2 separate regions of the Homo sapiens genome follow, and region 2 is linked to region 1. Evidence: chromatin contacts called from ENCODE Hi-C or POLR2A ChIA-PET data. All regions are on one chromosome and are shown on one strand. The core of a region is the stretch at or near the end of the contact, and the rest is flanking DNA. Distances in the headings are between cores, read along the strand shown.

Region 1 (3,049 bases), core at 7-2,506:
TAGGCTTTGAGCTGCGTCTACAGGGACGTGATGTGCTTGTCGCACACATCTACTACATGTGTCAGAGTGGGAGCCTGGGAGTGCTCAGGACTGAGTCCTTTCTGAGGTTCCTCATGGCACCAAGGACAAGGGTAGCCAGAAACTCCCCGGGCCCCATCACAGCTCCCTGCTCGCGCGGGCTGGGGATGTGTGTGCACACCACACGGACGGGCGTCCGGTCCATCACAGGCACTCTCTTCCTGGACACACCACCTGCTCCGAGGCAGCCTCCATCCTCCCCCACCACTAGACACTCCGAGCAGTGGAATACCATTGAGGAGGTCCAGGGAAACAAGGTGATCCCATCATGGTGAACTGAGTTTCCATAGACCCACACACACATACCCTTACACACATACATACTCCCCTAGGGAAGGGTGGCTGGAAATAAGGTAACAGGACACATATGAAGGTTCTGGGAGGCTGGGCACAGTGGCTCACACCTGTAATCCCAGCACTTTGGGAGGCCGAGGCGGGTGGATCATGAGGTCAAGAGATCAAGACCATCCTGGCCAACATCATGAAACCCCATCTCTAATAAAATACAAAAATTAGCAGGGCGTGATGGCACGCGCCTGTAGTCCCAGCTACTCGGGAGGCTGAGGCAGGAGAATCGCTTGAACCCGGGAGGCAGAGGTTGCAATGAGCCGAGATTGTGCCACTGCACTCCAGCCTGGAGTAACAAGAGTGAAACTCCGTCTCAAGAAAAAAAAAAAAAAAAGTTTCTGGGGACCACAGCCGGTAAGGGGCTCACTCTCAGACTCCTGGGTTCCTGCCCCTTAGGGCCTGGGGGAGAAGGCCTCGTTTAAACAGAGAGTTTATTCATCTTAGTGATCTCTGTGTCCAAAGCCCATTGCACAGGGGAAGCTGAGGCCCAGGAAGCCTGAGTGACTCGTCTAAGATCACACAGCAGTATGGGAAGAGCCAGCCCTAGAACCCAGGACTCTGACTTCCTGGCCATGCCCCTCCCACACAGAGTGATGCGTGTCTAGAGATCACCCCAGTTCTACTTTCCAAAATGAGTCAGGAACATCTGTACCTCTGGGACTAAAAATACTCCCAGGGACACCCCAGTAAGAACGCTGACATCTTTCCGGGTGTCTGAAAACAGAACTGGCCTTCCTAAGAACTAACAACGATACTGTTTTCAGCCACGTTCCCTTCCTGTTCTTGCTACACGCTCTGTCAAATAGGTGGCCAGAGGCCCGGGTGCAGATGCAGTGGCTCACGTCAGTAATCCCAGCACTCTGGGAGGCTGGTGGGCGGATCACTTGAGGCCAGGAGTTTAAAGACCAGCTTGGGCAACATGGTGAAACCCTGTCTCTACTAAAAATACAAAAAATTAGCCGGGTGTGGTGGCACAAACCTGTAGTTCCAGCTACTCAGGAGGCTGAGGTGGGAGGATCACCTGAGCCGGGAAGTCAAGAGTGCAGTGAGCCATGATGGCATGCCACTGCACACCAGTCTGGGCAACAGGAATGAGACCCTTTCTCCAAAAGAAAAAAGAAAAGTAGGTGACCAGGCCCCATCTGACAGGATGTGCCACTGAGGCCTAAAGGGATCTGCCCAGGATCACACAGGCAGCCCCTGACACCTGGCTGCCACCTCCAAGCCTAGAACCTTCCCTGATGCCAACTCCCTCTCAGAGACTCGAGGGCAGAGCACAGACAGCATCCACCCCATCCCCACCCCGAATTCCTTTGATTTTTTTTTTTCATTTTTAATGTCTTGGCCGGGCACAGTGGCTCATGCCTGTAATCCCAGCACTTTGGGAGGCCGAGGTGGGCGGATCACAAGGTCAGGAGTTCGAGACCAGTCTGGCCAATATGGTGAAACCCTGTCTCTACTAAAAATGCAAAAAAAAAATAGTCAGGAGTGGTGGCGGACGCCTGTAGTCCCAGCTACTCGGGAGGCTGAGGCAGGAGAATCACTTGAACCTATGAGGCGGAGGTTGCAGTGAGCCAAGATCATGCCACTGCACTCCAGCCTGGGCGACAGAGCAAGACTCCGTCAAAAAAAAATCATTTTTAATATCTTTACCATAAAAGCAACAATACATGTTCATTTATGAAAATCTAAAAATTGCAGAAAAGTCAAAATAAGGAAGAAAAATCACCACCCACAGCCCCACCACCCAGAGACAATCATTGTTAAGGTTTGATGTATTTCCTTCCATAGTTTTTTGTTTGAGGACTTTAAAAAAAAAATGGGGCTGAGGTCATACTGTATATTAAAAGAAAAAAAAAAGGTGGTATCCTGCCTTTTTGACCTGCCATTATATCATGGCCACTTTTCTAGTTCTTTCACTCTCTGTAATCTCGTTTCTTTTTCCTCTTCTCTGAACCTCATTTTTATTGGCTGCCTAATATTTTGTCAAACCATATTCCATGGTTTATTTTGCCATTCCCTCATTGTTGGAAATCTCAGTTATTTCCAGTTTTTCGAAGCTATAAATAATATATTTCGATTAATATCTTTCTACAGATAGCTTTCCTTTTTCCATATTTAGGGGTTGCTCCTTGGCTGGCATGGAATTCCTGGGTCAGCAAGCCATGTGTGATATGCTTCTGACTCAACCCAGTTGCTTTTCTAAGGACCTGAGCCATGCCTGGTCTACAGAGGAGCAGAGAAGCCCCAGGAGGTGACATACACTGCTCATGGCCACTCAGCCGGTTAGCCATGCCCACGCTCCTTCCTCTGTCTCTCGCCTATCTCTGTCATCATGCTTCCATCTAATCATTTTCATTCATTCATTCGATTCAACAGAGAAGGTGAACCCACTGTGTGCCAGGCGCAGGTCCGGGCTCCAGAGACCCGGCAATGGACAGTCAAAGCCTGTGCCCTCCAGGCGTTTCTACCACAAGGCATGATGGGAAGAAGGGTATATCCTCACCCACCTCCGCATTTGGTTATATGCAATGTGAGGTGTTCGTTTGCATGGCTTCTCATTTGCATCCCACCTGGGGACAGGTGGGCCGGCAGAGGGTGACATCTATCAGCTCTAAGGGCA
Region 2 (2,721 bases), core at 43-2,542, 240 kb after region 1:
TGCAACAGACTCTTGATTGGTCTCCCTGCCTCAGCCCTGGTTCCATTCCGTTATTCTCAAGCCAGACAGATCCCATTGAAAGGGAAGTCAGATCCCAGCACTTCTTGGCTCTGAACCCTGCTGTGGTTCCTTTGCACCCGCCATCTCCCTCCCAGTTCTGGTAAGGGCCTCCCCTCTGGCCTCTTTCCCAGCTCCTGCTCACTCAGCTGCGAAAGCACTGGCTTTCTCCCTGTGGCTCCTAGACCACGCTGAGCTTAAAGGCTTACCTGGGGGGAGGCCTGAAATGCTCTTCCCTGCAATGTTCTTCTCCTGGTTCTCGTCCTTTTATCAGATAGCCTGACTATTCTGCAATTGCCCACCCCTCTACTGGTAGATATTACCTTTTAATCCTCACCACAGCCCCAAGGCTGGGTGAGGTTAGGAAACTTGGCAGAGGGCAGCTGTCCCTAAGTGGTGGAACTGGAACTAGGAGCCAGCGGTGGCCCCGGTGGCCCCGGACTCCAAAGCCCCAGGCCCTGGGCTTGGCAGAGCCAGGCATGGAGGGAGGCAGTTGGGGGAGGGAGCTTCCATAGAGACACGGCCTCCGTCCTCAAATCTAGTGAGAGACAGAGAAGCAAATGGATAAATTACAGTGCCTGGCATATGGTAGGCGCCAAGAAATACGTTTTGTTGTTGAACAGATTATGAGGCGTAAGATGTGCAGACATTTCCGTGGGGCCCAAAGAAGGCACGTGAGTGTGTTAGAGGGAGGCGAGGAAGGGGCTGGGAGAGATTTCCCAGTGAAGGGGGGCATTTGAGGTAGACTTTGAAGGAAGGGTAGGAGTTTGCCAGAAGCCATGGGGCCTGGGGAGTAGGAACAGCATGGAGGGATGAAAAGAAGGCGATCTGAGAAAATGGGTTTTGAGGAGCTCTGAATATTAGTGTTAGAATTCCCTCAGGTACCCCAGGGCCCCAGCCAGAGATCAGCATATACAGTACAGGAGGCTGGCCAGGTACCCCGACAGGCTAAGGGGTTGCCAGCAGGTGAGGGGCCTACCCGGTGCGGCAGCCTTGTTGGACAGCGAGGCTACCTCCTGCCCTCTGAACTTCTGCCAGCATCGGGACCACCCCGGTACCCACAGCCGGACCCGGACACCGGAGTCCTCTGGGGGCGGGGCGCGAGTGGCCTCTGCAGGCCAGTCCCTTGGTGAGGTCACACACGGAGGCGGGGCTCAGGATTGGGGGGCGGAATCATGCGCAGGGGGCGGGGCCCGAGAGAGAGCTTGGAGAAGACCGGAAGTCCCTCCGCCTCCACTCGCCCTCGTGCTCCCTTCAGCCCCTTCGCAGCTCCGTGCGCAAGGTCGTGTCCCGGAAGTGAAGGGGCCATGTTGATGGGTGACCCGGGGAGAGGTACCCGGCCAGAGGCGAGTCCTGCGGAGTGGTAGCGCGCACGGCCTGCGGGTGAGTGAGAGAAGGAATGAGGGCCGCCGGCGGCTGGGCGGCGGGGAGGTTGCAGCGCCTCCTCTCAGGCTGCTGCCGGCGCCTCGCATGCGGCCCGGAGTCAGGATACCAGCATGCAGCCGGGGGTCTCGCCCCATCCCGCCCTGGACTTTCCCCTGGGAGACCCCTCGGCTGCCCCGCCCCGCCCCAACCTCGGAGACCTCCAGTGCCCCGAAGCAGGCCTGCCCTGGCCTCTGGGCCTCCGCACCCCGGCCCGGCCCCCACGGTTGGTGAAGTGCAGACTGGCTGGGGCTCAGCCGCCCAGTCGCCCAGCGACCTTGTAGTTACAGCCCTCGCCGTGACAGTCGCCTTTTACAGCATCAAACACTTCTGTTGATTTTCTGCATCGGGAGGTCCTTAGGGCCGAGGGATCTCTTAAACAGTTGAGGAAAAATGGGCAGGGATGGTGGCTTGCTCAAGCTTGCGCAGGAAGTTAGCAAGGCCGGAGGCTAAGGGCTCGCGGACTTTGGGCCCAAAGTCCAATCTTTTTTTCCAGCCAAATACTTCCCCCACTTGGTGTCATTTCTTTATTTCTGAAACGGAGGTGATCATTTCTTCCACATAGGGACGTTGTGAAATTCTCTCCGTTACGCATAATTTTGAGCCCCTTGTATGTGCCAAGCGCTGTGCTGGGAAAGTTCGTGGAGCACCCAGAAGTGCTGTACACACGGTCCGGCTCCAGCAAAGGGTAACTCATTCCAGAGGCAGGCAGAGTTGGGGTCAGGAGTGCAGCCCTCCCCTTGACAGCTGTGGGCCCGCGGGCAAGTTACTTCCCTCTGGGAGATTGTTTCCTCCACTTAAAATGGGGTAATGTTGACCCCTAGGGTAGCTGACAGAATGAGTTGTTATGTGAGACATGCTTCGAACATTGCACGTTGTATATAGTGCAATATAATGCAATAAGCATTTACTGTTACTAAGAACCCTGACCACCTTCTAGATTCTTAATTTAAATGTGGTCATGGGCAACAAAGCACTTTACAGATATGCTTGTGTAAGGGTTTATTGTTACTGAAGGAAGGCAGTGGCAGTTTATACTTAAATGTAATTATTTATTGAGCATTTACAAACCTGGCTAGGTGCTACTAATAATATCTGCTGTTGATAGAGTGCTTCGTGTGTGCCAAGTGCTGTTCTAAACATATTCACATACATTAAACTCATTTAGTGCTTATGCCAACCGTATGGGCAAAATATGATTTTTATCCTCACTTCACAGATGAGGAACTGAGACAGTCACAG

Evidence for each region. Hi-C counts contacts between places; a loop is a spot of excess contacts on that map. ChIA-PET counts read pairs that join two places held with the same protein, here RNA polymerase II (POLR2A). Pooled maps may share reads with other maps.
Region 2: a loop to region 1 is called in a pooled map, with 4 times the contacts of the local background. The contact joins the promoter of MIEF1 here to the enhancer-like site in region 1. A Hi-C loop is called at or near these places in 2 of 50 pooled maps. POLR2A ChIA-PET finds 5 or more read pairs at or near these places in 4 of 52 experiments (K562, Panc1, WTC11 and 1 more).

The regions. Positions count from the first base shown.
Region 1 is chr22:39,265,523-39,268,571 of GRCh38, forward strand. No RefSeq gene overlaps it. Among named protein-coding and RNA genes, the nearest start is that of PDGFB, 22 kb to the left of the region's middle. RefSeq lists enhancers at 1,019-1,098, 1,279-1,548. Within about 2 kb of position 1,257, at least 7 of the 41 ENCODE cell types and tissues checked have a DNase peak (open chromatin) inside an H3K27ac peak, as active enhancers do.
Region 2 is chr22:39,500,998-39,503,718 of GRCh38, forward strand. It overlaps MIEF1 (mitochondrial elongation factor 1), which reads left to right and starts at 1,293. Exons shown (of 6, transcript NM_019008.6): 1 at 1,293-1,440. It overlaps LOC105373035 (a long non-coding RNA gene), which reads right to left and starts at 1,163. Exons shown (of 3, transcript XR_938263.4): 1 at 1,037-1,163; 2 at 267-595. RefSeq lists enhancers at 1,073-1,574, 1,432-1,481, 1,575-2,074 and a silencer at 1,582-1,691.